3 separate regions of the Mus musculus genome follow, and regions 1 and 3 are each linked to region 2. The links are chromatin loops, found by intact Hi-C in ENCODE. Cell type or tissue: heart. All regions are shown on one strand. Links, peaks and the distances in the headings refer to the core of each region. The heading gives the core; the rest is flanking DNA. Region 1 overlaps Gm21154. Region 2 holds the start of Gm9732 (predicted gene 9732). Region 3 overlaps Gm21154.

Evidence for each region. A loop is a pair of places that touch in the nucleus more often than their neighbours do. Peaks named below come from ENCODE experiments on the same cell type or tissue, not always from the same donor. Only the 100,000 strongest peaks of a DNase experiment are listed, where the experiment ranks them.
Region 1: it touches region 2 in a loop (30-fold over the local background); 9 of 42 quality-filtered maps call a loop at or near these places.
Region 3: a loop joins it to region 2, with 8 times the contacts of the local background. A loop is called at or near these places in 8 of 42 quality-filtered maps.

What each region holds. Positions count from the first base shown.
Region 1 is chr14:43,547,955-43,559,031 of GRCm38, forward strand. The region is part of intron 5 of Gm21154; the gene reads left to right. Gm5799 reads left to right here. Exons shown (of 5, transcript XM_030248249.1): 5 at 2,439-3,239. Among named protein-coding and RNA genes, the nearest start is that of Gm5799, 9.9 kb to the left of the region's middle. In heart, for the core only: no CTCF peak of the experiment used is centred there; a DNase peak (open chromatin) is centred at 4,517.
Region 2 is chr14:43,270,049-43,281,125 of GRCm38, forward strand. Gm9732 (predicted gene 9732) reads left to right here and starts at 4,988. Exons shown (of 4, transcript NR_154584.1): 1 at 4,988-5,315. In heart, for the core only: no CTCF peak of the experiment used is centred there; DNase peaks (open chromatin) are centred at 3,313, 5,283, 5,903 and 7,623.
Region 3 is chr14:43,562,499-43,573,575 of GRCm38, forward strand. All of the region lies in intron 5 of Gm21154, which reads left to right. Among named protein-coding and RNA genes, the nearest start is that of Gm5799, 24 kb to the left of the region's middle. In heart, for the core only: no CTCF peak of the experiment used is centred there; no DNase peak of the experiment used is centred there.

The sequences.
Region 1 (11,077 bases), core at 2,506-7,505, 280 kb after region 2:
ACTGATATTGAGGATGATTTAATATCACATATGTAATGTGTTGAAAAGTTCCTGAGTAATGATCAAAAGTCACAGTCTTCCTCGGATGCTAAAAAGACTCAGTGTAGGTTTAGTGAGGGGACTGTGATGAGTCAAAATGTGGCTTACTGGAGGCTATAGGTAGAAATCTCTTTCTTGGCAATTTAGTGCTCTGTTGTCAAGGGTGTGTGTGTGTGTGTGTGTGTGTGTGTACCAGCTGTGACTCAGTGTATTTATTGTTAATTGGGTGTTTGTGTAATGCAAAATGCTTTTGTAAGTGTTTATGGTATGGATGCTTGAATATACAACTGTGTTTGTGTGTGTATATGTGTTTGTGTGTCTGTTTGTGTAGACATGCAACTGTGTCCGTCTCTACCGACCAAGCATGATGAGTAAAGCCCCTGAGATTTCAGATTGCACCCATGAAAAAATCAAATACAGCAGTCCATTTAGTATGCAACTCTACCTAGCTCCCAAGGGGAGAAAAAAAAAAAAAAAGGACACAAAAGCTCATGTAAAGTCAGACTTTCCACTGGCTAGGGGCCATATTACTGAACCACATTGAAATCTTTTGGAGAAAATCATCGGAATATGGTACATAGAGTTGAGGAGGAGGTTAGTATATAAAATCCATGTTATGTCCCTTTTCTGCTCTGGAAGAATTATGAAGGCCCACTGTAATGTCAGGTGGCTCACTGTGTCTTCTCAGCATTCCAGATTCTTTCCACATTGCTTGCTACCATTGCCTTTCCAGCTTCCTCTACTCAGTAAAACTTTGCCTTATAATTTGGTTTGGATTCTAATCATTGAGAGATTGTGTTGCTTGTAGCTGTACCTGCATCCAGCAGAATTCCCATAGCTGTGCTGCAAAACAGGACGTTTCAGGAGCCCCTTGAGGGTCATAATAATCTAAAGAACTCACACTATTTTATCTGTGTAGCATTCTGCAATTGCTGTTATTCAAAATCATTTTATCAGAGTTAGAATGAGCCTAAATGGGGGTTGGGAGAAATGAGGACCTTCAGACAGGTCTGGTAGTATAAAATCAGGTAGGTGTTTGAGAAGCAAGGTTCAGAAAGTAGAAAAGAATTTCCCCTTGACCCAGAGATTCCAAAAAAAAAAGAGTAGATATACACAGAGTCTCTAGGGCACATGAGGTCTGTAATGGTCCTCAGAGTAGTCCGGAAGAAGATGATATCCTGATGTCCATCAGCTAAAGAGTGAAAATATACTATGTGATGCAGCCCTTTCATGAACTATGGCTCAGTGTGAGATAATTTATGCAAGTATTTGACCTTCAACTAGTTAGCCTCATATTACTCAAAATATCCCTGACACAGTTATATTATTTGAAGAACATTGTTCCATTGGATCCTATTTATAATGACTTCCTATTTTTCTGGGATCATACCTTTGGACACCAAGTAGGTCAGGCAATGATAAAGGGAGCCTCTAATGGAAGGAACTGTTTACTTTGGGACAAGACTGAAACAGTGAAGGAGAGGCTAGTCCACCACCAACACGTGATCCTTTGCTGGCAGAGAAGCCTACACTACACAGCCTTTGGAACTTGCTAAGACAGATTGAATAATGTACCAAGAACCCTGGTTCATGAGGGGAAAGCATATCACTGACTGAGCTGTCTATATGCTTTGCTCACTATATACTTATCTCATTTAAGATTTGTTTTTTATGTCTACAAAATATCCTGGAGATTTTTATAATAGCATTAACTGGGGAATCTAAGCAGTTTGCTTAAATATAAGGTGCTAGTGTTATGTGAATACAAATAATTTGTATATTTGACAGAGTGCTCTACAACAGGCTTAGATATACAGGTGTGTTGTTATATTCCTTCATGGCCATCACTTTTAAAATTCAGTTCCTAGCCATGGGAATATTTTCAGTTAGCACATTCTTTCTGATTTTAGGACCCATGCAGTGCCTGTGGATTTCATGTGATATGTTTTCTCTGGTTATTTCCAGATATAGAAATTGATGAGTGGAACCCTGTCAGGATCCTGCACTAGAGAAATAATCATAGCCTTCACTTCAATTCTAGGCAGGTTCCCCATAAGGCATCCACATGGTTTTCTAGGTTGTTCACATCTCCCTTGAACTCAGACTGAGACATTGCTACAATGTTATTATTCAATATATTATACCTGGACTATTGGAGTAATATAGTGTTTTTCTTTTAAACTCCAGTACGGTGTGTAGTTCACCGCTCAGTTTCTAGCCATTTTTAAAAGCTGAGAAATAATTACAAGCCCAAGTGCTCTATGACACTTGGGGATGCAGGTAATGACCTCAGCAGATGATAGGTCATAATAATAGATTATCCAGCTGAATAGATCTAGTGTGGGACGTAGAGCTGAATTGAAAAACACTAACGGGACCGTTGTTCCTTCCTGCCCCAGGTGTGAAATACTCCAGCAGAAACTGGAACATGGAACAGACCAGCACAAGGTCTCCTTTGAAGATAAATTCTATAGGAGGACCTCTGTGTGTGCAAAGCAAATACTTCACCTCATCCCCAGTAATCATGGCTATCATCTGCTGCATTTTCTTCCTTTACTTTTGTTTCCTTGCAATGAATAGCCCTTAATTTCATCTGGGCTCAGGCTCAGCAAGAGTGAGCATGTAGAGGGATTCAGACATGTGCTGAGACACATCAAGAGCTGCTGGGAAAACAGGAAGATTCTGAGTGTAAATTTGTCTTGTCCTGATAGGTCATCAAGGAAAATTAGAAAATCATTGTACAAAATCACAAAGACTTTGAGCTAAATTCTGTAACATGTTTTCTGCTTAGTCTTGGGTGTCCATATTTTTCAAAACCATACTCCAAAAAAGGAGACCTACTTACATTCCTCTTGTAAAGATTGTTACCAGAAGTAACTTATTTTCTACTGTGTTGCCAAGGACAGCCATGGGCTGTAAGTCTGTGCTGCAAAACAACAGCCAAAGAAGGCTCTTTAGCACAATTCTTGTTTTTAGATTTTGATTTGAGCTTTGATTACTTTTGTTCTTTGGTTTTCTTTAGTTTCAATAGAAGTTTTTTTGTTTTTTTGTTTGTTTGTTTCTTTGGTGTTGTTTGGTTTTGTAATTGATTTAATATTTTGATAAGGCTATACACTGTACATATTGACTGCCCACTTTTAGTTACTATTGAGTAAATTGGATGTATTCTTGTGAATAAAACAGTGATCTCTAACTCTTCACTCTTAAGAAACTTCTTTATTCAGGTGTGGTATCACCCTATTGAAATCTCACACCTATCAGACACAGATGGATCTCTGTAAGGGGCTTGGGTTTCATAATGACTTCCCAGCCAGACTGAGCTACAAAAGCAATTGATTGTACATTCAGTGTGTCTAGTGTGTCCAACTCTGTGGATACCAACTTCACGATGGAAAAATTATCCATGATGTATACTTGCATGTCAAATATTTAGCTGCTGCTAAAATACTGTGAATGATAGTGTTGAACAAATTAATGGGAAATATATCAGTATTTCTGAAATGTCTTTCAGGAAATAAAAACATATTCTAAAGGAATATAAAAGCTGGTAGAAAACACAGACATGTATGCTACTGCTTTCCTTCAAATGTTCTATCAGTGGTAAATACTACTACAGATATTCAATTTTAGGACCTTTTGAGATAGGGATGTATTATTTTTTTGTTATTTTGTTGTTTTTCTTTATTATGAGAGTGAATTTTGTGCTTGACAATACATCTGGTTCCTTTTTGGGGTTTTAACACAAGCACAGTGTGTAGTTCAGTATTCAGTATCCAGATGTTTTTAAAAGCTGAGACAAAATCCAGGCCCATATGCTCTATGAGGTTTTGCCCTCGTTTCCCACCCACCCAGTGGTGATTCTGTTTGTTATTTGGATTTATTTTGTATTTATGCATGATTTGCCTTCTGTAGGGCTGTGCAACACTTGCATGCCATTTCCCAAAGGCCAGAAGAAGTTATTGGATTTCACCTGGAACTAAAAATGACAGAGGACTATTAGATGCCATGTGGGTCTTTGAGAAAAATATTCTCAAATGAAGAGCTATTTCTCCATCCCCTAATATGGATTTTTGTCCTTCTTTGTGTGCTATATTAGTGGAATGAATCATACCTATAGAAAGTGTTTCTTAAGGTATTTTTACTTTGTTGTAACAAAGTAGAAGCACCCATTTCCTTTCAGAGCCAAAGCAGTTTAGAATGTGATTTGAAGTTTCTCTTTGGATCAGAGAAGCAGGTTTTGGGAGCAGCAACACCAGGTAACAGGGACAAATCATAGTGCAGAGCTCATCACTGACACTACCACAGGAAAGTGGGCAATGCAGAGAATACTGGCATAAGACAATGGAGCTGGTACTAAGTTAAAATCCTACAATTGAAGTGGCTCTGAAAATGAGATAGAGCCTTCCAGGTGGTGGCTGAATGGACTCTTCCATTTCTTTATAAAAGGAAACATAGTATCCATTTGAGTGGCTGGTATGTACTGGAGATCCAAACCCTGCTTTGCAGGGTAGGGCTCTGCTGGGAAAGCCTCTACCAAAGCACTGAATGGGTCAGAGGTGCTTAACCCTTAACTCAGTACTTCTGCTAGCTTTCTGATTCTATACATTGCACACAATAACCCTTGTAAGAGTCCCAGCGTTTTGACTTAGTTTGACTGGCATACGGTATGACATATTCTATACTTTACTATTGAGGACTACTCTCAAATGTTGTGTGAAACTAATTTTAGAACTTCAATATCTTTTACATTTCTCGGTTCCCGATGTTATCTCTCTTTCATTTTCTAATAATTTCTTCAAACTTTCTTTGAAAGTTATGCATTAATCTGGAACTACCATTACACCATTATCATTACATTGTTTCCAAGATGAGAACACACAGCATACACTTGTAACATTTTAAACTGTGCTGTACTGAGCCCTTATATCTCAATTTTTCATAGTTTAAGAATCATTACATCAAGAAACATCGAGGTTCACAGACTACACCTGAGCAGAAGAAGAAAGAAATAGGAAATTCAGATATAATAGAATACATATCAAGGCCAGCTGAAAAGCTGTCATGCACAATGAATTCTATGCAGTGATTGTACAAGGCTAAGATTAAGATAAAGGGGAATTATGCTTTAGTATGAAGAGCTTCCACAGGCTATTGAGATGTTTCTATCACAGCCTACATCAGGCAATCCCTAATTTCAAATGGCAGGAACCCAGGAGGAATGTGTCTCCTGTTTCTCAAGACCACAGACACCATCCTTTTTTACAAGTAGCTGCTGCAGGCTGCTGAGAGGTTTCCATTTTGACCTGTAGTGGGCAGTCCCTCTAATTGCATGCTCTCTCCATCACCCTTGAAATGTAAAAATGCAGATAACCAATGCCAAACATTAGGCTGTGGTCAGAGTCTTGTGGAAGTGTTGGTGGAAGGGTTGTAGTAGCCAGAAGGGTTAGGAAGCCACAAGAGGACCTACAGTCAACTAATCTGGGCCCTTGGGGTTCACAGAGACTGAACAATGAGCCAACACCATGTAGGGGCTTGAACTAGGACTGTTACATAAATGAAACAGATGTACATCTTGGTCTTCATGTGGGTGACTAACAATTGGAGTGGGTGCTGCCTCGGATTTAGACTCTGATACCTGCCTTTAGATCTCTTTTCCCTAGCTGGGCTGCCCTGTCTGGGCTCAGTGAGAGAGAATGCACTTATTCCTGATGCAACTTGATTTGCCACCTGGGTCATTTAAAAGTGATCTTCTGGTATACATAACAGGAAAGTAGGACCATATCCCTGTCATGTGAGTGTCCAGAGAACAAGGTGGTACATGATTAATCCATGTGGGCTGAAAAGAGAAGGAGAATGTTCTACAGAGGAATGAACTACAGCTATGGCTGTTTCTGTTTGATCTTGAGCCAACTCCACTGTGTATATTCAGAAGAGGAAGCAATTGTCTCAGCAGCAATTTCACAAGACAGTGACTTTCATTACTCTCCTTATGCTGCCTAGAGCACAGATCCAAAGACCTTCTAGTGGTGGGAATACCTTCTACCTGGAAAACTGTCAGACACTCTTACTAGGCCTCTGCCTGCACCTCACATTCCACTGTCAACTCCCAGGTCAATTTAATTGTTTCATAGCCTACTGTTGTCAGCCTGGGCATATGCCTCCCTCTTAGGGTTCTTCGTACTTTGCAACTGGTGTCTGCTTAAACCTAGGAGTGCTAGCACTGTAAGTCATTTCACTCTGTGTCACTGATAACTGCTATTTTGTCAGAGGAAGATATTAGCATATGGCAGTACAGGTGACCCGAAGCAGCTGTACATCATCCAGGCCAGCATCCTCACTAAAGCAGACTCTGACAGCTAATGAGGCTTCAACATGCCACAGGGATTAGTGCAAATTTCATCACAGTTTTTGTATCTCTTTGATGTAATCAGAGGTAGACAGTAAAACAAAACTATAGCAACAAAGAAACAGCAATGAAATAACAGCATCTACTACAGTTGGCCATGCATGTATTGAAAACCATTTAGAGCAGTTTGGAACACATGATATTCACACCTCAGTTACAAGTTCCCTATATCCATAATCCCTAAGCTGTGTTTCAGGTGATGGTCCGATGCTGGCCTCCCTGGTTTCTCTAGCTTCTGGGCAACAAACGTGAAAATAAAAAAGTACTGAACCTCTCAAATGGTGCACAGAGTCATATAATTACATGTGTGTATCAGATGGAGAGTTCTCAGTGCAAGTGAGCAGTGGGAAACTTGAGCTGTTAAGACCTGGCACCCCCACCTACATGAAAGTCAGAGGACAACTGATGGAGTTTTTTCTTGCCTATGATGTGGGTCACAGGGAAGGAACTCAGGTCTCTACGCTTGGTCGAATTACCTTTTCCACTGAGCCATCTCATCAGCCAGTGACCACAGACACAGAATTTAACGATCTATGTATTCGTATTTATATTCTGGGTTATACCCCAACTATGAAAACTTTCCCCTGAGAATATATCTACTCAATTAAGGGCAATAAATGGAGTCTGGGAGGAATCTATGAGGAGGGTGGCAGACTTTAAAAGCCTCCATCGAGCCTCAGTTTTTTTCTCCAACAAGTCTGGATAAGATGAGGTAATTTTTCCTTCTCTTTGATCTCCCAGTGCTATGATTGAACCTAATAAAAGGCCATGCTCCCTGAGTTACATTCCAGGCCTGTAACTTCATTCATCTGCTACAACAGCTACAAGACAAGTGGCCATTTGAGACTCCATAATCAGTTTGGATGCTACAAGATTGGTCCTTGAGAGTGGCTGACAGAATGCTTTCAAGCCTAGGAATATCTATCTGAAAGAGAAAAGGAAGTGTCTCAGTCCACACTGCATATTTGGGACAGTTTAGTCATGTAAAGACTGATGTCAAGCTGTTATCTACCTGCACAAATAGCATCACTAGATATCAGGTTAAGCTACCCGACAGTGTTACACCTGGCTCTGCTCCTCACAAGCTGAAGCACTCAGGAGAGCAGGCCCTGAAAATTGCCTGGGCAGCAAAGAAAGCTAGCCCTTGCCTAAGGATATTATATCACAGCAACAGGAGAAGAAATTAAGTCACCATAGTTTTGAACTCCTGAATTTCAGAATAGAGGATAAAAATCCTGTATTGATTAAGGCATCCACTTTGTGGTACTTTGTAATGATAGCTCCAGAAAATCAACATGGGACTTATCAAATGGCTATTCTTCAAACATTTGCTGAAGTTTATTTCAGGGGAAATGATGTCAGCCTCCACTCACATGGGATCTGTTTGATTCCTGTAGAATGTACCAGACTTGCATCTTTGGTGTTTGTGCAAGGGCATTTTAAAAACACGAAAACCTCCTGAAGGGGCCTCAGATGCAAAATTTCTAATCTTGCCCTTTTCCTCCCCAGACCATCTGTCTCAAAGTCCTGATGGCCTCTTATTAGTTTGCACCAAATCTCTATTTCTTGGGATTAGAGAATCCTGCTCTAAAGAGGGAGAAGGTAACATTGTGGCTTAGAGCAGTGCCTGAGTATTACAATAACCATTAGAGCTTTCTGGAAGACACCTATGCCTGATCCCATTCCTGCTGTTTAGAGTCAAAGACTGTAGAGTATAGGGATGAGCCTTTAGTAGAAAGACACCTCCAGAGGTCAACATGCAACACCAGGGTTGACATTGATTGAAGCTCAAGGGCATTGCCCCTGGTTCTTCCTAGCAGGAATAATAGAGAGGAAACTGCACATGATCCCATCACAGGGTTCCTGTGGAAGCCCTGGGGCTAATTATGTAAGATGTTAATTCTGTTCTCCCATGAGTGGTTTGAAAGAGAAATGAGTCAGCACTCAGGTGATTTCCTGTAAACCTGATTTCCATTTTAATTTGTAAAATAAAGGAGAGCTGATGATTGGGCAGGTAAAAGGGAAGGTGGAGCAGAGTGGGGGGGGGAGTAGAAGAAGAAAATGGAAGAGGGAGAGGACACACAGGAGGAGGAAGAAGGAGAAAAGTGGAGCAGAAGCACATGGTCTGGAGAAACTGCAAGTTCTAAGAGGTCCCATAAGCTCAGAAAGTTGGTAATGTAGTGGTAGATCTGCCCAATATAGGTGCACTGCATGTAATCATATTGTAATGTTGCTTGCCGGGATATATTTGGGTTGGAGAGATTTACAACAACACAGGTTTTATTCTAGTCTACTTTCCTTTGATTATTAACACAAAAAAAGGACAAAACTTTCAACAAATCTCAGTAGGTTTTCCAAGTATGAGGAGACGACAGGACTATAGCTGTACAGAGTAGAAGAATGTCGCCATGACAGTGAGGAGCAGATGACATGCAATGAGAAATGGTAGGGGCAGCCTATGGGGTTACCCAGGACCAAAGATTTCATTAAGTACTGAATGCCTTATGCATTTCTTTCACTAAGTACTGAATGCCTTCTTCATTTCTAAGTTTTGGCTCTGCTTACAGATCATCGTTCTCTGAAGAATGGAAAGTCAGGGACAGGGCATGACATTTTTCAGTGGTTGTTAGATAAAAATTTTTTTTATAAAAATGTGTGTGTATGTGTCTGATATATGTAGTACACATGAACATTTTAACATGGAGAGATACACACATTGTGTGGGGTTGGCTAGTGTAGTGTAGTGAAGTGTAGTATAATGTAATGCTTAATGTTTAATGTTTCCTGAGTGGGTATTAGACTTCAATGATGAACAACCCAAAACAAAATAACCTAAAACTGCCCCTGGGTTTTTCATTTGATAGTTTATGGGATTTAGGGGAGGCATTGTCAGAGCATAAGAGATTAATTCTATTTAAACCTCGTTTATATGGATTTGTATATTATAATGGTTCTACAATTGTTGGTTTCCATGTAGCCTTTCAAAAGTCTTCAGTTAGTTATCCCACCTCCATACTACCTCCTTCTCTTAGTGTGGTTTTGCTTTTTTGCCCTGCAGTAAAGGTGTGGAAAAGCCACTGGGCAGACCAAATGCAGAGATGTTAGACTATATTTGCCATAAGCCCACTGTCTGGTATTGACCTGGATGGAAATGCAGCTAAACTACTTAGATGGTTGGAAAATGTAGAATTGGATGTGGGAGGTTGAAACTGGGCTCATATTTTCAAAATTTTAGTACATTTTTGTCTTGGCAAAAGCACAGCATCATATGGGTTCTGAGTAGAACTGTAGCATTTACACTTTGGTGTGATCTTCCTTCTTCTTCAGTTTCCCATGGTCTGTTAGTTGTATTGTGGGCATTCCATGCATTTTTTGACCAATTTCTACTTATCAATAACTACATACCATGTGTATCCTTTTGTGACTACGATACCACACTCAGGATGATATTTCAACTTCCAAACATTGGCCTTTGAATTTCATGAAGTAATGTTTTTAAAAGCTGAGTAGTACTTCTGTACACTGTACAATATTTTCTGTATCCATTCTTCTGTTGAGGGACATCTGGGTTGTTTTCAGAGTCTGGTCATTATATTTAAGGCTGCTATGAACATAGTGGTGCATGTTTCCTTTTAATATATTGAAGAATCTTCTGGGTATATGTACCATGGTGTATTTGAGGTAGAACCATTTCCAACTTTCTCAGGAATTGCCAGATTGATCTCCAAAGTGGATTTTCCAACTTGCAGTCCCCGCAGGAATGGAGGAATGTTCTTCTTTCTTCACATTCTTGCCAGAATCACTTCTCAGCTGAGTTTTGTTCTTGGCCCATCTGAGTGCTGTGAAGTGGAAACTTAGGGTCATTTTGATTTGCATTTCCCTGATGACTAAAGATGTTGAACATTTCTTAAGTACATCTCAGCCATTCAAGATTCCTCAGTTGAGAATTTTCTGTTTAGCTCTGTACCCCATTCTTTAATAGGGTTATTAGGATCTCTGGAGTGTAACTTCTTGAGTTCTTTTTATATTTTGGATATTAGCCCTCTATCAGATGTAGGGTTGGTACAGAAGTTTTCCCTATATGTGTGTGCAATTTTGTCCTTTTGACAGCATCCTTTGACTTACAAAGCTTTTCAATTTTATGGGGTCCCATTTGACACTGTTTTTGGTCCTACAGCATGAGTCATTGGTGTCCTGTACAGGAACATTTTCCCTGTGACAATGTGTTTGAGGTTCTTTACTGCTCTCTCTTGTATTAGATTCAATGTATCTTGTTTTTCGTGGAGGTCCTTGAGTGACTTGGACTAGAGCTTTGTACAAGGAGATAAGAATACATCAATTTGCATTCTTCTATATGCAGACTGCCAGTTGAACAAGCACCAATTGTTGAAAATGCTGTCTTTTATCCACTGGATGGTTTTGGCTCCTTTGACAAAGATCAAGTGACCACATGAATGTAGGTTCATTTCTAGGTCTTCAATTCTATTCTGTTGGTCTACTTGTCTCTCTATACCAGAAACATGACATTTTTATCACTATTGCCCTATGGTATATTTTGAGATCAGGGATGGTGATTTCCTGAGCCATTCTTTTATTGTTAGGAATAGTTTTTGCTATACTGGGGTTTATGTT
Region 2 (11,077 bases), core at 3,075-8,074:
CACCCCCACCTACATGAAAGTCAGAGGACAACTGATGGAGTTTTTTCTTGCCTATGATGTGGGTCACAGGGAAGGAACTCAGGTCTCTACGCTTGGTCGAATTACCTTTTCCACTGAGCCATCTCATCAGCCAGTCACCACAGACACAGAATTTAACGATCTATGTATTCGTATTTATATTCTGGGTTATACCCCAACTATGAAAACTTTCCCCTGAGAATATATCTACTCAATTAAGGGCAATAAATGGAGTCTGGGAGGAATCTATGAGGAGGGTGGCAGACTTTAAAAGCCTCCATCGAGCCTCAGTTTTTTTCTCCAACAAGTCTGGATAAGATGAGGTAATTTTTCCTTCTCTTTGATCTCCCAGTGCTATGATTGAACCTAATAAAAGGCCATGCTCCCTGAGTTACATTCCAGGCCTGTAACTTCATTCATCTGCTACAACAGCTACAAGACAAGTGGCCATTTGAGACTCCATAATCAGTTTGGATGCTACAAGATTGGTCCTTGAGAGTGGCTGACAGAATGCTTTCAAGCCTAGGAATATCTATCTGAAAGAGAAAAGGAAGTGTCTCAGTCCACACTGCATACTCGGGACAGTTTAGTCATGTAAAGACTGATGTCAAGCTGTTATCTACCTGCACAAATAGCATCACTAGATATCAGGTTAAGCTACCCAACAGTGTTACACCTGGCTCTGCTCCTCACAAGCTGAAGCACTCAGGAGAGCAGGCCCTGAAAATTGCCTGGGCAGCAAAGAAAGCTAGCCCTTGCCTAAGGATATTATATCACAGCAACAGGAGAAGAAATTAAGTCACCATAGTTTTGAACTCCTGAATTTCAGAATAGAGGATAAAAATCCTGTATTGATTAAGGCATCCACTTAGTGGTACTTTGTAATGATAGCTCCAGAAAGTCAACATGGGACTTATCAAATGGCTATTCTTCAAACATTTGCTGAAGTTTATTTCAGGGGAAATGATGTCAGCCTCCACTCACATGGGATCTGTTTGATTCCTGTAGAATGTACCAGACTTGCATCTTTGGTGTTTGTGCAAGGGCATTTTAAAAACATGAAAACCTCCTGAAGGGGCCTCAGATGCAAAATTTCTAATCTTGCCCTTTTCCTCCCCTGACCATCTGTCTCAAAGTCCTGATGGCCTCTTATTAGTTTGCACCAAATCTCTATTTCTTGGGATTAGAGAATCCTGCTCTAAAGAGGGAGAAGGTAACATTGTGGCTTAGAGCAGTGCCTGAGTATTACAATAACCATTAGAGCTTTCTGGAAGACACCTATGCCTGATCCCATTCCTGCTGTTTAGAGTCAAAGACTGTAGAGTATAGGGATGAGCCTTTAGTAGAAAGACACCTCCAGAGGTCAACATGCAACACCAGGGTTGACATTGATTGAAGCTCAAGGGCATTGCCCCTGGTTCTTCCTAGCAGGAATAATAGAGAGGAAACTGCACATGATCCCATCACAGGGTTCCTGTGGAAGCCCTGGGGCTAATTATGTAAGATGTTAATTCTGTTCTCCCATGAGTGGTTTGAAAGAGAAATGAGTCAGCACTCAGGTGATTTCCTGTAAACCTGATTTCCATTTTAATTTGTAAAATAAAGGAGAGCTGATGATTGGGCAGGTAAAAGGGAAGGTGGAGCAGAGGGGGGGGAGTAGAAGAAGAAAATGGAAGAGGGAGAGGACACACAGGAGGAGGAAGAAGGAGAAAAGTGGAGCAGAAGCACATGGTCTGGAGAAACTGCAAGTTCTAAGAGGTCCCATAAGCTCAGAAAGTTGGTAATGTAGTGGTAGATCTGCCCAATATAGGTGCACTGCATGTAATCATATTGTAATGTTGCTTGCCGGGATATATTTGGGTTGGAGAGATTTACAACAACACAGGTTTTATTCTAGTCTACTTTCCTTTGATTATTAACACAAAAAAAGGACAAAACTTTCAACAAATCTCAGTAGGTTTTCCAAGTATGAGGAGACGACAGGACTATAGCTGTACAGAGTAGAAGAATGTCGCCATGACAGTGAGGAGCAGATGACATGCAATGAGAAATGGTAGGGGCAGCCTATGGGGTTACCCAGGACCAAAGATTTCATTAAGTACTGAATGCCTTATGCATTTCTTTCACTAAGTACTGAATGCCTTCTTCATTTCTAAGTTTTGGCTCTGCTTACAGATCATCGTTCTCTGAAGAATGGAAAGTCAGGGACAGGGCATGACATTTTTCAGTGGTTGTTAGATAAAAATTTTTTTTATAAAAATGTGTGTGTATGTGTCTGATATATGTAGTACACATGAACATTTTAACATGGAGAGATACACACATTGTGTGGGGTTGGCTAGTGTAGTGTAGTGAAGTGTAGTATAATGTAATGCTTAATGTTTAATGTTTCCTGAGTGGGTATTAGACTTCAATGATGAACAACCCAAAACAAAATAACCTAAAACTGCCCCTGGGTTTTTCATTTGATAGTTTATGGGATTTAGGGGAGGCATTGTCAGAGCATAAGAGATTAATTCTATTTAAACCTCGTTTATATGGATTTGTATATTATAATGGTTCTACAATTGTTGGTTTCCATGTAGCCTTTCAAAAGTCTTCAGTTAGTTATCCCACCTCCATACTACCTCCTTCTCTTAGTGTGGTTTTGCTTTTTTGCCATGCAGTAAAGGTGTGGAAAAGCCACTGGGCAGACCAAATGCAGAGATGTTAGACTATATTTGCCATAAGCCCACTGTCTGGTATTGACCTGGGTGGAAATGCAGCTAAACTACTTAGATGGTTGGAAAATGTAGAATTGGATGTGGGAGGTTGAAACTGGGCTTATATTTTCAATATTTTAGTACATTTTTGTCTTGGCAAAAGCATGGCATCATATGGGCAGACATGGTGCTGGGAGTTCTGTATCTGGAACTCCAGGAAGCAAGAATACCTGTCCTGAGCTGGTGAAACTTTAAAGCTGTTTTTAATAACAGGAATTACAGAGGGCTACAGACAGAACAGAGTGTTTGCTCTTCTGACTATCATGAGCCTAAGGGTCTGTCTGAGGCAGCCCTGTTCTTACACTTCACCATACTTATGGCACTTCGGCTTGGGACAGTCTCAACCCCAAACAACTCAGTCTTTCAAATCATAACACCCTGAACAAACTCCAAGGAAGGAAGACTGAATGAAGCATAGACAAAGTTGGAAAGAAAATGGTAGCAGGCAAGGAGGAAATAATCTAGGATGCCAAGAAGATGCAAGAAGCCCCCTGGTCCTCCACTGTGCAGTCACTATTCATGATGTGCAGAGACGGAACACAGAGGCTTAGCCAGCCTTTTTGACTCTCAGCCAAATGGGTTTAACACAGCAGGCTCATTGCTAATTCCAGGTTCCACCTTCCTTTCTTTTCTTACAAATGATTTCAATACAGATAAGCACTTTTCCCTCTACAAACCCTTCAAAATCTGACTTTATACCATGTTTGTCTCCATTTGTTCTAGTGAGCTAGGTGGAGAGGCATGATGAAGAGCTGTTTCCCCAATGCAAAATGAACTGACAGAGTACTTTTCTCTTTTAAGTTGTCCTCTATTATATCATTTAAGGTGTTTGCTCACCAAGTGACTATGTGAATATATACAATCAAATACATACATATGTGTACAGAGACACATGAATACGTGCCTTAACATATACATGCACACACACATAAAAGAAAAGAATACATGAATGAACAGTACTATATACTTGCACCTACAACAAGCACCTACCATTACACAAATATGACACATAAACATGCTCACAAACACCTGGGCAAAAACACATACAAAGATATATATATATATATATATATACATACACACAGACACACACACAAACACACACACACACACACACACACACACACACACACACACACCTATGAAAACACTGCTATATTACAGCACATTTCCTGACAACTGAGGAAGTATTAGGACCTGAGCTGTGTAATCGATTCTTAAATTAACCCAACTTGTTCTGCCTGGGCCTGTGCTGATTTCCTTGTCAGGAACTTTTTCCATGCAGATATTTGCTGCTTCTACAAGTATGATATAAAACAGGCAAATCGGTCCTCTGAACACACAAGTGGGTCCACACAAGATTCATGGTTCTAAAAGAGAGAGTTCAGAAGAACATCCTCCAGCAAGCTCCAAGCTGAAATATATTCTGCTCTCTAAACCTAGCTTAGCTACCTCTCATAAGACTCTCTAGCACCAATAAAAACAGTTAGCCATAGATATTATCCAGTAGCTGCAATTCAACACATTACAGTTCATGCTATATAATGCCAGTGCCAGGAACCAGGAATGGGTAGGATGGTAAAAAGGGGAGTGGAAAGGGAATTGGGGGAGGTTTTTTTTTTTGAGGGGAAACCTGGATACGGGAAAATGTGAGTAAAGAAAATACCCAATTTAAAAACACAGTTGTGCATGTGCACATGCGCGCGCACGCACACACACACACACACACACACACACACACACACACACAAGTTAATAATGCCAGCCGAAAAGAGGTTAGTGATTTAACATGCCTTGATTTTTCTTCAATGCAGCATTCTGCAAAACAATGAGAGATAATCTGTACAGAAGCAAAATCATGTCTATGATAAACTCAGCAAAACAATATCAGCAAAGGGTTGCAGTGCAGGATTCCATGAATCCACTTGGTGAAGCCAGAAAGACACTCATTAGATTCCAGGGGTTTATCTTAGTGCAATGAAGGCAAAGGAGTCTAAGTTTTATTTTTAAAATGCTTACATGTTTAACTTTTTATTACTAAAGAGTTTAATTAGAAAACAATAAAACTGGAGACTGTCCTTCTGTCCTAGGAGTATATTGGGCCCGAGAAGCTCTGCTCTGAGATAGCTGCCATAGAGAAGATTGGAGGACCTGGTTCCTAGATAATTCCGGAAGTGACATCCTGAGTCACCTCTTCATACCATAGAGCTGAAAGGGCTTGCTGTCAGGGGTCCAGGAACTCCTCTGCCTAGAAAGAAGAGCTAGCAGTGACCAACTGGGAGGGGGACAAGAGCGTGTGGCTGGATTGGAAGTGGCCACGAAGGTCACATCTGGCCTGGTGTCCTTACCTCCTGACACAGGGTTCTGAGTATCACCTGTGATCCCTGACAGCATCCACGAGGCAGGCAAGAGAAAGAGTGCTTTGTGAAGGCCCTGAAGCAGAATACAAACACAGAAGTGGAACTTCACGAAGAAGCTTGATCCCAGGGCCACTGGAGTCTGAGGACCAGTGGGTGGAGAGCCACGATAATCCAGGTAAGTTGGCTTCTGTCGTTCCTCAAACAACACCAATGCTTTCCCACCAGGCCAGGGAACCATCTTTTGTGACTCCGGGGTGCCTGGACTCCTGGCCCATGATCTCCAAGAGACCAACACTCCCATCTTAGAAGGATAGGCTGTTGTTTTAGGTTCCTAAGTGTTCTTTCAATAGGAACATCGAGATCCTTGGAGCCCCATTTTGTCTCATTTCTTCAGCTAGCTGTTTTTGAGTACTCCTTTTGTTCCCCATATCATACTCGTATTCCAAGGGTACCATGCCTGCTTTGGGGTTTTTTTCTCACATGGGTGGGCCTCCAAACCCAGGGTCTGGAAGTTGTAATGAATGAGGGAAGGACTGGCAAGGGGAATCTGAGGTCACATGGTAAGATTTGGAAAAGGTGGGCTGGACTATCTATGTTTTCATTCACTTTTAAGTGTTGGCAACTTGGTTTCTCTTAGTTAAGAAAGGCATTAATTGTTGAAACACTCCACTGTGGATAACATATAGCCCAGGTTTCTTGGGTAAGACCACCTCTGGTCTACCCCATCCCTACTACCACTTTCTGAAGTTTCCATCAGGATGAGATAAAACTCATGAGAAGGCACATCGAGTCAAGTTGTGTGTCTGGCACCTGAAGCAGACAGCATTGTCTTCCTCCTTGTTAATGAATTGGCAGTTACAAAAACAAACAAATAAAAAAACCCAAAACACTAAAATGTTTGTATAAAATTATAGAAAATAACACCATGATCTTGCTAGCTATGAGCAATTGAATCTCCTAACAATTAATTGAGACCAAACCCTACAAAGATCTCTTCCTGGGAGGTGACAGAAGATTCACAGATGCTGTTCAGAAGGCTTAAACAAAACAGGAAGTCTCAGGTTCAGTGACAGACCTGGTTTCCAGGGAATATGTTACAGAAAGGCTGAATAAAAAACAAACAAAAAGATGCTGTCCCAATTAACAAACAAACAAACAAACACACAAATAAATAAATAAATAAATAAATTAAACAAAAAAATAAAACTGAACAAAACCTTACATAAATAACTGGACTTTCAACACACCCACCAATATACATATTGGTACACACATGCTTATGCCACACACAAACACATTCTCTCTCTCTCTCTCTCTCTCTCTCTATATATATATATATATATATATATATATATATATATATATATATATATATATACCTGTCACTCTCTCTGTCCACAAATCATAAGTGAGTAGAAAACTATGAGGAGATAACAATGGATGGTAGAGAAACAGTTGAATGGGGACTATGGAAGGCTTATGTTTAATGTGAGACACTGGACTCTGCTATCCATCCCTTGGGCACTAACATTTCTTAGAGGGCACATTTCTTAGACTAGGTTGAGAGTGTTAGTGAAATTTTATTCTTGAAGCCTCACATCTCTCACACCAACACTCAGGCTGAGAGAAGCCTTTCTCATATCCCTGTTGATCAGTCAGCTCCAGAATATAAGCTCTAGGAAAGAACTCTAGCAACACTGACAGAAAACAGGACTGACAAGTACCTGCTCACTGTCTTTCAGTGTGAGCCAAGATGTAGGCAGAGTGATGAGACCATCTTGCAATGCAGGGAAAGGGGAGAGAAAGCATACAAGCCCCCCACCCAAGGCAATGATTTCCACTCATATGGCAATTCCACTGGCATCTAATACTTGCAAATTTTGTCCTGCCTGTGATCTCACATGACCCCTAAGAAGCAAATGACTTCATCAATCAATATTCTGTGCTACTACAATGGAGGCAAGCACATGGAACTCATTTAGCATACTGGCATGTACTTGTATACTATGTGTTCAACCTATCTATCATAAGGAAATGCAGCTTTTAGTTGAGCATGATTGTTTACTTCCCAAATATGTAGTTTCTTGAAAGAGGATAACTGCACAGAAAGTCTTGGAAATGATCACAGAAATGAACAACTGGATGAGACATAGGAGAGAGCCTGGATAAGGTACAGGATGGTTGCTTAGGCTTGACTGTTTTTAAGGTTAGACATGACTGCAACCTGCTCCTCATGATTTATGCACCCTACCTGCTGCTGCTTGGTACATAGGTCATTAGTTTTCAGGCTGCCTTCTTTAGACAGCCTCTTGGATTCGTTGGAGCATTTTCTAATGCAATCTGCTCCTCTAGTAACTGTCTGTTCTCCTTCCACAACATCCTGACTTTGTTCTGGAGATGGTTAGATTCACTCTGGACTTGGCAGTGCCCAATGCAGAATCACAAACAAACAAATGATTACACAAGTCAGCATCCATCTTCCTCCCACTCCTCCAAGGACCATCCCTGCCACAATGGGCCCTGGTGCCCAGACAGCCCCAGACAACTGTCCAGATTGGCCATGGAGCATCACATTGAGAGAGGTCAAATCTAGAGGACAGCCATATTTCAGAAGCCGAGGTACATCTGTAAACTGTGACACTAACAGGGACTTAAGTATCTCTCAAGAGGACCTGGAAGACATGTGTGCTTATATGTCCATGTTATTTAAAAATCACCTGTAGGTAGAAGGCAGACCTTCTCTACGAGAAGAGAAGAGACCCAACCAACATACAGTCTTTCTAGGTGTCCCATGGAAACCTTATCTATGTATCTACATTCAAATATACTTTGTTGGAAAGGACAATGATTTGAGTTGCTCACAGACACTTCACACTTGGCCAAAATGACTTTAAGAGGTAAAAATCCTAGAGCCTTGCTTTGAAGGAGCCAGGCTTCTGGTTTAGAGGCAAACAGTATATAAACTGAGCCCCTACTTTGGTTCAAAGACAAGGATGGGCAGACATATCCTGTGCCTAGTGCTTGGATCACGACCCTGTTAGTCACTCACCAGTAGAATTGATTTTCTTTAGTCAACTCCTTGTATTTGTACAAGGCGTCACTATGTCCTGAGGCATTCTTTTCAGGCCAGTCATCACCTGGTCATGTTGCATCTTTAGCATGAATGTCCTACTTTTGATTCTGTGGGAGGGCATGGCCCCAAGGAACAAATAATCCCGTGAACTAAGGATACAAGGATCATGTTAATTCAAGCTGAATCGTGGACTACCCCAACACATATATGCCACAACATTGCTCCATGTTACCAGTTCCACTTGGAGCTTATCAAACTTATTACTCTTTGCCTGGGGTCAGTAGAGGCAGGGAAGTAAAGGCAGGGATTTGACCTACTTTATCCTGCTGAAGGGGCAAGAAAAATAGACTAGCTCTCCAAGAACTTTCCAGGAACCTGTGTCGTAGTCCTGGATCCACCTAAAACCTGTGATGACACATCTGTTTGTAGACAATTAATTGACAATCCTTGTTTCTGTTGCTACATAAACTCCCAAAGGACATAATCAGTATCGACAGGATACTACATTTCCAGTGTGCACCTAAGGTGAGCTCATAGCTCATATGCTGTGCTCCTCAAAGTGAGGCTCTCTCTGTCTTCACTATTTTTGGCTGGAAACTGTGTCAAGCAAAATCTCGGGCCCCCGCATACTATACAGACACTCCAGCTCTTAAGTGGAACATACACACACACTGACTGCCCCACATAATCAAACACAATCAGAATGACAAATGAACACACATTATCTGATAGTATAATGAATAAAATTTGATAAAAGCAGTGATGAACTATGGCCAATCCAGTTATACTGAGAGACAGTATGTGGGACCAGGCCCCTCCATCTGTTGACAGGACCAGTTGAACCCAAATTACTTCCAGATCAATTGCAAACATGATTGGCCATAAACACAGTGTACTTTGATCTCCCCAAAACTTATACCTGTATAGGATTCTTACAATGCAGGATTAGGGCTCACACACTACAACCCTTAAGCCCAGACAGTAATTCATACCACAGGCTCTGATTTTCCTTTGGAGAAATCAAATTTCCTGAGTCCCATTTCAGGACTATCTGAACTTGAAGTTCTGTGTCGAAAATCCATTCAGCCAAATGAATTTGGATGTGTGGACAGCCTGTTGTTGTAGGCTACTGTGAAATGAGGGAATCTGAGGTTAACAGAGAGGGCCCAAAACAGTCAGCAAAGAACTGGGCATAATGACTCCCAGTTGTTCAAATCCTTGTTAGCGTAATTGGCTAGGATTCCCTGGAGTCCATCTCTCTCATTTTTGATCTTCTGGAGATCCCTTTTGAGCTTCTCCATCCTCTTCATTCTCTGCTCCTGCTTATTGGTGGTGGAGGCTTGGGGTGATGCCTTTCCAACAGACCATGTAGGTTGACAAACACTAGTAAACTCGTAGAGATAATAGGGCAGGGAATGGAGACAACATGCTTTTCCTTTTCTTTGGGGCTCTTGTGAGATTATTCATTTCTTGCGTTTTCTTGGGTATAATTACACTCAATCTGTTGGAATTTTGCTTCTAGTATCCTCTGTAGTGCTGAATTAGTGGAAAGATATTGTTTGAATTTGTTTTTTGTCGCAGAATATCTTAGTTTCTCCAACTATGGTCATAAAGAATTTTCTGGGTATAGTAGCCAAGGCTGGCTTTTGTGTTCTCTTAGAGTCTGAAAGACATTTGTCCAAGATCTTTTAGATATTACCATTTCTGGTGACATGTCAATGTAATTCTCATAGGTCTTTCTTTGTATGTTACTTGACTTTTTTTCCTTAGAGCTTGTAATATTTTCTTTCTTTATTGTGTACATTTATACTTTTGTTTAATATGTGATAGGATGATTTTCTGTATTGGTCCAAATGATTTGGTGTGTTGTAGGTTTCTTGTAAATTTAAGGCCATCTCTGTCTTTAGGTTAAGGACTTTTAAAAATCATATTGTTGAAGATGTTTTCTGGGTCTTTGAACTGTTATCCCTCACCCACTTTTTTTTCCATTATTCTTAGTTTTGTTCTTTTTATTGTGTCCTGCATTAGCTAGATGTTTTGAGTTAGGAATTTTTTACTATGTATATTCTTTGAGTGACTTTTTAATATCATCTATTAATATCATCTATGGTATTTCCTTTGCCTGAGATTCTCTTTTCTATGTTCTGTTGGTGAGGCTTGCATCTGTAGACCCTGATGTTTTTTGTAAGTTGTCCTTCTCCAGGGTTGCCCCATTTGTGACTTTTATACCTTTATTTTTACTTTTTCTTTATTAATTTTCTTATGTATTTCCATCCCAAATGTTATCCTCCTTCTCAGTTCCCCCTCCAAAAACCTCATCCTCTCTACTTCTAGCTTTGCCTCTATGTATGAGGGTGCTCCTATACCCCCTCGTCCAAACACTCCTGCCTCAGTGCCCTAGCATTGCCCAACCCTGGATCATCATGCCTGTACAGGACCAAGGGCACTCCCTCCCATTGATGCCAGATAAGGCATTCCTCTGCTAGGTATCCAGCTGGAACTCTGGATATCCCCTCATGTACTATGTGCTTGGTGGTTTAGTGCATGTGAGTTTTGTGAGGCTCTGTTTGGTTGATTTTGTTGTTCTCCTTATGGGGTTGCAAGCCCCTTCTGTTCCTTCAGTCCTTGTCCTAACTTCAGAATCTAGGTCCACTTGCTCGTTCTCATGTTTGGCTGCATGCATAGCATTTCAAGAGACACCAATATCAACAGTTACATTTATGAAGTAGCATTGCAATAATTACATGAAATGAGGGCGGGAGTATCACCAAAACATGAAGAAGTACATAAAAGATTTGCTGCAGCATTAGGAAGGTTGAGAACCATTGCTATATACTGATGTACTGAGTCATCTCCTGATTACC
Region 3 (11,077 bases), core at 2,808-7,807, 290 kb after region 2:
GTCACAAACAAACAAATGATTACACAAGTCAGCATCCATCTTCCTCCCTTTCTTCCAAGGACCATCCCTGCCACAATGTACCCTGGCGCCCAGGCATCCCAGACAACTGTCCAGACTGGCAACGGAGCATCACATTGAGAGAGGTCAAATCCAGAGGACAGCCATATTTCAGAAGCCGTGGTACATCTGTAAACTGTGACACTAACAGGGACTTAAGTATCTCTCAAGAGGACCTGGAACACATGTGTGCTTATATGTCCATGTTATTTAAAAATCACCTGTAGGTAGAAGGCAGACCTTCTCTAGGAGAAGAGAAGAGACCCAACCAACATACAGTCTTTCTAGGTGTCCCATGGAAACCTTATCTATGTATCTACATTCAAATATACTTTGTTGTAAAGGACAATGATTTGAGTTGCTCACAGACTCTTCACACTTGGCCAAAATGACTTTAAGAGGTAAAAATCCTAGAGCCTTGCTTTGAAGGAGCCAGGCTTCTGGTTTAGAGACAAACAGTATATAAACTGAGCCTCTACTTTGGGTCAAAGACAAGGATGGGCAGACATATCCTGTGCCTAGTGCTTGGATCATGACCCTGTTAGTCACTCACCAGTAGAACTGATTTTCTTTAGTCAACTGCTTGCACTTGGACAAGGCCTCACTGATGTCCTGGGGCATTCTCTTCAGGTCAGTCATCACCTGGTCATATTGCATCTTGAGCATGAATGTCCTAATTTTGATTCTGTGGGAGGGCATGGCTCAATGAACAAAGAATCCCATGAACTAAGGATACAAGAATCATGTTAATTCAAGTTGAATCATGGACTACCCCAACACATATATGCCACTACATTGCTCCATGTTACCAGTTCCACTTGAGCTTATCAAACTTATTACTCTTTGCCTGGGGTCAGTAGAGGCAGGGAAGTAAAGGCAGGGATTTGACCTACTTTATCTTGCTGAAGGGGCAAGAAAAATAGACTAGCTCCCCAAGAACTTTCCAGGAACCTGTGCCATAGTCCTGGGTCCCCCTTAAACCTGTGATGACACATCTGTTTGTAGACAAGGAATTGTCAATCCTTGCTTCTGTTGCTACATAAACTCCCAAAGGACATAATCAGTATCTACAGGATACTACATTTCCAGTGTGCACCTAAGGTGAGCACAGAGCTCATATGCTGTGCTGCTCAAAGTAAGGCTCCCTCTATCTTCACTATTTTTGGCTGGAAACTGTGTCAAGCAAAATCTTAGGCCCCAGAATACTATACAGACACTCCAGCTCTTAAGTGGAACACACACACACACACACACACACACACACACACACACACACACTGACTACCCCCCATAATCAAACACAATCAGAATGCCAAATGAACACATATTATCTGATAGTATAGTGAATAAAATTTGATTAAAGCAGTAATGAACTATGGCCAATCCAGTTATACTGAGAGACAGTATGTGGGACGAGGGCCCTCCAGCTGTTGACTGGACTAGTTGGACCCAAATTACCTCCATGTAAACTGCAATCATGATTGGCCATAAACAGAGAGGACCTGGTATCTCCCACAAACCAACACCTGTATAGGATTCTTACAATGCAGGATTAGGACTCACACAATACTACCCTTATGCCCAGACTAAGATTCATACCACAGGCTCTGATTTACTTTTGGAGGAGTCATAAGTGCCTAAGACCCATATCATTCCTATCTGAACTTGAAGTTCTGTGTCAAAAATCCAATCAGCAAAATGAATTTGGATATGTGGACCGCCTGTTGGTGTAGCCTCCTGTGATATGAGGGAATCTGCGGTTAACAGAGAGGGCCCAAGACAGTCAGCAAAGAACTGGGCATAATGACTACCTGTTGTTCAAATCCTTGTTAGTGTAATTGGCTAGGATTCCCTGGAGTCCATCTCTCTCATTTTTGATCTTCTGGAGATCCCTTTTGAGCTTTTCCATCCTCTTCATTCTCTGCTCCTGCTTATTGGTGGTGGAGGCTTGGGGTGATGCCTTTCCAACAGACCATGTAGATTGACAAACACTAGTAAACTCGTAGAGATAATAGGGCAGGGAATGGAGACAACATGCTTTTCCCTTTCTTTGGGGCTCTTGTGAGATTATTCATTTCTTGTGTTTTCTTGGGTATAATTACACTCAATCTGTTGGAATTTTGCTTCTAGTATCCTCTGTAGTGCTGAATTAGTGGAAAGAGATTGTTTGAATTTGTTTTTGTCCCAGAATATCTTAGTTTCTCCAACTATGGTCATAAAGAGTTTTCTGGGTATAGTAGCCAAGGCTGGCTTTTTTGTTTTCTTAGAGTCTGAAAGACATTTGTCCAAGATCTTTTAGATATTACCATTTCTGGTGACATGTCAATGAAATTCTCATAGGTCTTTCTTTGTATGTTACTTGACTTTCTTTCCTTAGAGCTTGTAATATTTTCTTTCTTTATTGTGTACATTTATACTTTTGTTTAATATATATGTTTAATAAATAGGATGATTTTCTGTATTGGTCCAAATGATTTGGTGTGTTGTAGGTTTCTTGTAAATTTAAGGCCATCTCTGTCTTTAGGTTAAGGACTTTTAAAAATCATATTGTTGAAGATGTTTTCTGGGTCTTTGAACTGTTATCCCTCACCCACTTCTTTTTCCATTATTCTTAGTTTTGTTCTTTTTATTGTGTCCTGCATTAGCTAGATGTTTTGAGTTAGGAATTTTTTACTCTGTATATTCTTTGAGTGACTTTTTAATATCATCTATTATTATCATCTATGGCATTTCCTTTGCCTGAGATTCTCTTTTCTATGTTCTGTTGGTGAGGGTTGCATCTGTAGACCCTGATGTTTTTTGTAAGTTGTCCTTCTCCAGGGTTGCCCCATTTGTGATTTTTATACCTTTATTTTTACTTTTTCTTTATTGATTTTCTTATGTATTTCCATCCCAAATGTTATCCTCCTCCTCAGTTCCCCCTCCAAAACCTCATCCCCTCTACTTCTAGCATTGCCTCTATGTATGAGGGTGCTCATATAGCCCCTCGTCCAAACACTCCTGCCTCAGTGCCCTAGCATTGCCCAACCCTGGATCATCATGCCTGTACAGGACCAAGGGCATTCCCTCCCATTGATGCCAGATAAGGCATTCCTCTACTACGTATCCAGCTGGAACTCTGGATATCCCCTCATGTACTATGTGCTTGGTGGTTTAGTGCATGTGAGTTTTGTGAGGCTCTGTTTGGTTGATTTTGTTGTTCTCCTTATGGGGTTGCAGGCCCCTTCTGTTCCTTCAGTCCTTGTCCTAACTTCAGAATCTAGGTCCACTCGCTCGTTCTCATGTTTGGTTGCATGCATAGCATTTCAAGAGACACCAATACCAAAAGTTACATTTATGAAGTAGCATTGCAATAATTACATGATATGGGGGCGGGAGTATCACCAAAATATGAAGAAGTACATAAAAGATTTGCTGCAGCAGTAGGAAGTTGAGAACCATTGCTATATACTGATGTACTGAGTCATCTCCTGATTACCCAAAATCCTACATAATCCTAACTTGATACAAATGTTATCTATCATTTTTATACTGTGATTAGGGAAAAGGAACAAAAATGTTCTTCCACCTGAGGGGAAAAAACGAGAGGGGGGAGGGAGAAAGGGAGGGAGGGGAGAGAGAGAGAGAGACAGAGAGAGACAAAGAGAGACAGAGAGAGACAGAGGAAGGAAGGAAGGAAGGAAGGAAGGAAGGAAGGAAGGAAGGAAGAATGAAAGAAAGAAAGAAAGAAAGAAAGAAAGAAAGAAAGAAAGAAAGAAAGAAAGAAAGAAAGAAAGAAAGAAAGAAAGAAAGAAAGAAAGGAAGAAAGAAAGAAAGAAACCAGGCTCCTGACAGCATCAGATTTCTTGACATCAGCAGTAGTGACTGGGTTTGGTGACTCCAGATGGAATGGATCCCAAGTTTGGACAGTCTCTGGATGGCCTTTCCTTCAAGCTCTGCTCTTTTCTTTATCCCTGCATTTCCTTTTGAGAGAAAAATTTCTGCATTATTACTTTTGAGGTGGTTGGGTAGCCCCAACCTTAAAAGGTTGCCATGCTTATCCAATAAATATGGTCTGTATAGTTCCTACTTCCCCTTTGTTTGGTATTTAGGCTAATGTCCTCCCTGTTGGGTTCTGGGAATCTCTTGGGTCCCTGGCATCTGAGACTTTATAGTGGCTACACACAGTTCCCCCTCCCCAATGGCTACAGACCTCCTTTCAAATGATTTTCCCTCTGTAGTTCTTCCCCATCTCCTCCCATATCTGAGCCAGAACCCCCTTTACCTCCTACTCTTCTCTCCCTCCCAGATCCTTCGCTTCTCCTACTTCCAAACATTCTTTTCTTCCCCCTCTGAGTAGAACTGTAGCATTTACACTTTGGTGTGATCTTCCTTCTTCTTCAGTTTCCCATGGTCTGTTAGTTTTATTGTGGGCATTCCATGCATTTTTTGACCAATTTCCACTTATCAATAACTACATACCATGTGTATCCTTTTGTGACTAGGATACCACACTCAGGATGATATTTCAACTTCCAAACATTGGCCTTTGAATTTCATGAAGTAATGTTTTTAAAAGCTGAGTAGTACTTCTGTACACTGTACAATATTTTCTGTATCCATTCTTCTGTTGAGGGACATCTGGGTTGTTTTCAGAGTCTGGTCATTATATTTAAGGCTGCTATGAACATAGTGGTGCATGTTTCCTTTTAATATATTGAAGAATCTTCTGGGTATATGTACCATGGTGTATTTGAGGTAGAACCATTTCCAACTTTCTCAGGAATTGCCAGATTGATCTCCAAAGTGGATTTTCCAACTTGCAGTCCCCGCAGGAATGGAGGAATGTTCTTCTTTCTTCACATTCTTGCCAGAATCACTTCTCAGCTGAGTTTTGTTCTTGGCCCATCTGAGTGCTGTGAAGTGGAAACTTAGGGTCATTTTGATTTGCATTTCCCTGATGACTAAAGATGTTGAACATTTCTTAAGTACATCTCAGCCATTCAAGATTCCTCAGTTGAGAATTTTCTGTTTAGCTCTGTACCCCATTCTTTAATAGGGTTATTAGGATCTCTGGAGTGTAACTTCTTGAGTTCTTTTTATATTTTGGATATTAGCCCTCTATCAGATGTAGGGTTGGTACAGAAGTTTTCCCTATATGTGTGTGCAATTTTGTCCTTTTGACAGCATCCTTTGACTTACAAAGCTTTTCAATTTTATGGGGTCCCATTTGACACTGTTTTTGGTCCTACAGCATGAGTCATTGGTGTCCTGTACAGGAACATTTTCCCTGTGACAATGTGTTTGAGGTTCTTTACTGCTCTCTCTTGTATTAGATTCAATGTATCTTGTTTTTCGTGGAGGTCCTTGAGTGACTTGGACTAGAGCTTTGTACAAGGAGATAAGAATACATCAATTTGCATTCTTCTATATGCCGACTGCCAGTTGAACAAGCACCAATTGTTGAAAATGCTGTCTTTTATCCACTGGATGGTTTTGGCTCCTTTGACAAAGATCAAGTGACCATATGAATGTAGGTTCATTTCTAGGTCTTCAATTCTATTCTGTTGGTCTACTTGTCTCTCTATACCAGAAACATGACATTTTTATCACTATTGCCCTGTGGTATATTTTGAGATCAGGGATGGTGATTTCCTGAGCCATTCTTTTATTGTTAGGAATAGTTTTTGCTATACTGGGTTTATGTTATTTCAGATAAATTTGAGAATAGCTTTTTCTATCTCTGTGAAGGAATGAGTTGGAATTGTGATGGGGATTGCATTGAATCCGTAGATTGCTTTTGGCAAGATGGACCTTTTTTACTATATTAATCCTGCTCATCAATGACCATGGGAGATCTTTCCATCTTCTAAGGTCTTCTTTGATTTCTTTGTTCAGAGACTTAATGTTCTTGTCATTCAGATCTTTCCCTTGCTTTGTTAGAGTCACACTAAGATATTGTTTGTGATTATTGTGAAGTATGTAGTTTTAAAAAATCTCTTCCTCAGTATAATTATCCTTTGAGTAGAGGAAAGTTCCTGGATTGTTTGTGTTAATTTTGTATCCATTGACTTTGCTGAAGTGGTTTATCAGCTGTAGGAGTTCTCTCCTGGATTTTTTTTTTTGAGCTCACTTATGTGTAATATTCCATACTCCTCAAATTGTAGTGTCTTGAATTCCTCCCTTCCAATTTGTATCACTTTGATCTGCATTTTTGCCTGATTGCTCTGGCTAAAATGTCAAAGACTATGTTGAATACATAGGGGAAGAGGGGGAAGTCTTTCCTTGTCTCTGATTTTAATGGGATGGCTTCAAATTTTTCTCCATATATTTTGATGTTGGCAACTGGATTGCTCTATTTTGCTCGTTTCTTTCTGAAAAGTGACTTTCTGATTCCTCCAATGCATTTATCTTGAAGTTATATTGTATATTGTCAAACACTTTTTCAGCATCTGATGAGATTATCCAATATATTTTAAGTTATTTTATATAGTGGATTACATTGATGGATGTCCATATATTGAATCATTCCTGCATCCGTGGGTTGATACAGTATCTAATGAGATGATCAAATAATAATTTCTTAAATTTATTACATAGTATATTACTTTGATGAATTCGAAAACATTGAATCATTCTTACATCCTATACATGATGCATATTGGATCATGGTGAGTGATCATTTGCATGTGTAATTAGAAACAGTTTCCAAGACATTATTGAGTATTTTTGCATCAATATTTGTTATGGTTTTTATATGCTCAACCCACTGAGTGGCAACATAAGAAGGAGTGGCCAAGTTAGAGTATATGGGACACTGTGTGTGTGGTCAAAACCCTCACCCTAGCTGCCTGGACATTAATGTTCCCTTAGCAGCCTTCACATGAACATGTAGGACTTTCAGCTTCTCCTGTACCATGCCTTTCTGGATGCGTCCATGTGGCCACCTTGTTGGTACTTGACTGATCCTCTTAACCTGTAAGGCATCCACATTGAATTCTAGGAGAAGCTGCAGTGCAGCCAGATTTGGAGGAGTCCCAAAATTCTCCTGGGACAACTAGTCATAGAGTTTGTTCAGCAGCCATCCATCTGCAGCACTTAGGGTGTTCTTCAGAGTCACATCTCTTCTCTAAAGCTTTGAAGAACCACCTGTCTGAGGGCCAGAAGCTCTTGTGAGTATCTGCTGATGCAGAGTTAGAAACAGCTCTACTAAGTACTCAGCCTGATGCACAGAGTCCTAAGGGGAGACACAGCAAATACAGAGGTCTGAAGGAAAGGACAAAGTACCCAAAATCTGAGTATCCAAGGCTGTATCCTCAGATTAGAAAGACAACAGAAAAAATGGAGAGGGAACCCAGTAAGTGACAATGGGGAGAAGGGAGGCCAGGTGTTCCTGGTGGTCATGAACTCTGCACAGAGTTCACGGTAAATTTCAATGTGGATTATGAAAGTAGAAAAAGTTCACTTTCGTTTATTAAATTCACCTTGTTTGGGCAGATAATCCATGCAGGAAGGCTGAGAAAGGGCTAAGAAAGAAAGTTGATCTCAGAGAAACAGGAGGACTGGGGGTTCTCTAGTGTAGTATACTGTAGTGTGGTGTGGTGCAGTGTGTTGTGGTGAAGTACAGTGTATTCTCTTGTAGTGTTTGCTGCTTGGTATACATGAGGCCCTGGGCTCCCTCTTCAGTTTAGCCCACTTAGAGAAGCTGAAATTAGAATAACAGTTGCCAGATCTTAAGACAGATGTTGGGAGGGTGATGGGGGACAGGGAGTTGCAATCTCAGCTACCAAGGGATTACCACATCTATAGAAATTTGGTGGGTTGTAATGGGCCAAATATCTCCAAGTAACTGCAAAAGAGTGATAAATATGTTCTCAACACACAGAAAATAATGAGATAGATCCCTGAATTGATGCCTGTGCCAGATACCATCTTCTTCAGCAATGTGTTCTTACCATTATCTTCCAGAAAAGAAGGAAGGAAATGGCAGTAGTCTTTAATGATTGGGGAGAGTGTTTGAGACTCAATGATGAGCAACCCCAAACAAGATAACCCAAACTTGTCCCTGGGCTTTTCATTGGGTAGTATATTGTTCTGAATTCCACGGGCCTATGTTTAGGAGTCTGGGGACAGGGACCCACAAAATCCTGGACATCCAGACAGTGCTGTGTTGCAGAGAGTTCACAGCAGGTTTGACCCTGCTGGCCTGCAAGGATAACTGGGCAAGGGGTTCTCAGAATCTTGGACATGTAGGCACTGCTAGAAGTCTCAGAGGAGCTGAGCATGGAGGAGGCCAGCAGGCTAAGAACTAGCCCTGAAATCAGGGAATGGGGAATTCTGGATTAGCTCAGAGGTGACTAGCCCAGGAGTATTGAGGGGCCTTCTGATGGAGACTTAGATGGCAAGGCTCTGTAGGCAAAGGCTTTTTCTCCATGTAACCCACAGTTGGTTTGATGAGAGAGACAGTCCTTGGTTGTAAACTGTTTATTGATTGTTTTTCATGGAAATGAAAGCATAACATGTCTTAAGGTTAGACTAGAAGTTAAGTAACTTCTGAGGAAGGAATGTCCAGGAAGGGAAGCTTATTGACTGAACCCTACCATCTTCTATTACCTCACTAGCAGGGAGAACCCTATTCTCTTCTAAATAACCACAGGCCATGTTGCTATGTAGAGATTTTGGTCCCATGAAAGAGGCCTGGTAGGAAGCAGGTGACACTTTTGCCATCTACTGTAGGTCTGGGACATCTAACCCACTCAACTTTACCAAATTCTGGACATGATAGTCTACTGTCCCAGGTGTTAGTCTGAGATTTATTGATGTGAGGAGACTCCAGGACATATGTTTAGTATGCGGGTCTCAATGCCTACCCTCCACACTGACACACTGTTTCTAACAAGGCCACAACTCCTAAAAGTACCACTCCCATATTCAAGCCACCACACTCCTCTGCAATCTCCCAAGACATTTACCTCACTCTGTCCTACTGTTTTCCTTTTTCTCCTTCACAAATTATGTGTTCTATTATTTTCTTGAAATATCCTCCTATAACCCAACACTAGTGCATTACCTTCTATGGATACTGCAGTTTAAATGCACATCTCTAGACATTCAATGTTACCATCCACATAAGACACATGATGTGGTATTTGTCCTTTTGGGTCTGGGTTATATCACTCAAAAATATTATTCATGTGTCCATCCATTAACCTGTAAATTTCATTTATATTGTCATAGTTCATTACCATTGTGTATATGAACCATGTACTCATTATCCTTTCATCAGTTATATTTATGTCTGGGTTGTTTTGATGTCCTGGCTATTGTGAATAAAGCAGGAGGGAACATGAGCACACCCAGGTGTCTGTCTTAGGATAATGCCTTTGGCTATATGCCCTGGAATAGTGTCTGAGTCTGTGTTCTCTTGCTAGAAAGAGACATCAGGACCATGATGGACCTTTTAATGAGAGCATTTAAATGGGGGCCTGCTTACCATTTCAGAACTTTAGTAAATTTTTGTCTTGACAGAATCATGCAGAGGCAGACATGGTGTTGGAGAAGTAGCTGAGAGTTCTAGATCTGGATCTGCAGGAAGCAGGGATTCTGGCCCTGAGCTGGGCTTTTGAAACTTTAAAGCCCATCCCCACAACAAGGCCATAGCTCTGAATACCATCAAAGAGTGCTATACCCTGTTTACCAAGTATTCAAATCTATGAGCCTATAAGGGTTCTTCTCATTCAAACCACCACAAATAGTACAGCTGGTTTATATAGAAGATCTATCTCTAGCAATGTTTTCTAGAACATTTCTCCTGTTTTTCATAATGACTGTACATGTGAATATATATTCTCTTACCCTACACTCATGCCAACAGTTGTGGTCATTTAGTCTATTTGTAATAGCCATTCTGACTGCAGTAAGATACAAGGTTAAAACTATTTGAATTTGAATTTTTTTCTGATGAGGAAGGATATTAAACATTTAAATACATATCTATGATCCATTTCTTTCTCTTCTTTTGAAGATTCTGTTCGGTTTGACAGAACATTAGAAGGGAGTGTGTTTGAGACTGGGACTCTCTAATTATCCCTGCTGTCCCAGAATCTAGTACATAGACCAGCCTGTCCGGAGGCTCATGCAGTTCTTCTTGCCTCTGCCTTCTGACTGCTGGGATTACAGGTGTGCTCTACCATGGACAGCCATAGAACATTTTGAAATGTTTAAATTTAAAATGTTTTAATGTTTAACAGGCAGGTTTCCTGGTGTTTAGTTTTTAACACCATCCGATTGTCTAGAAATGAGCTCTCTGTCATATGTACACTTAGTGAAGTTCCTCTCCCATCTCCTAGCTGATCTTTCCATTGATTAAGAGTTTCTTTGCTTTCTTATTCACTGTTTTATTGCTAGGATACACCTTGACCAGGATAACTTATAAAGAAAATATTCAACTGTGGCTGGCCAACAATATAAAAGGGTGATCCAGGATTGTCAAGGTGGGAACCATGGCAGCAGGGAGGCAGGCATGCATACAGGCATCATGGCACTAGAGGAGTAGATGAACTTGCATGTGATACATATAGAGGAGGCAGAGGAAAGAAATAGATACAGACGGACAGACACACAGACAGACAGAGGCAGAGATAGAGACAGAGACAGACAGAGAGAGTATAGACTGAGATATAGAGAAAAAGAGAGAAACATAGTGAGATCAACAGAGACAAAGAGATGGTGACAAAGACAGAGGCAGGGACTGGCATAATCTTTTGAATCCTCAATGCCAACCTCCAGTGTCACAACTCCTCCAGCAAGGCCATATATCTACTAGTTCTTCCTAAAACATTTCTATGAAGTAAGTATCAAACATTCAATTATGAAATGACCTTTGAAGGTCATTTTTATCCAAATGACTCTATTTATAATTCAGAAGACTTCAATTAATCAATGTGAATATTTTTATTTACTGGGATGTATTAGAGAAATACTGTTGTGTTTCTTATTTGTTTGTCTGACATGGTCATGCACAGGAGAGTACATAATAACT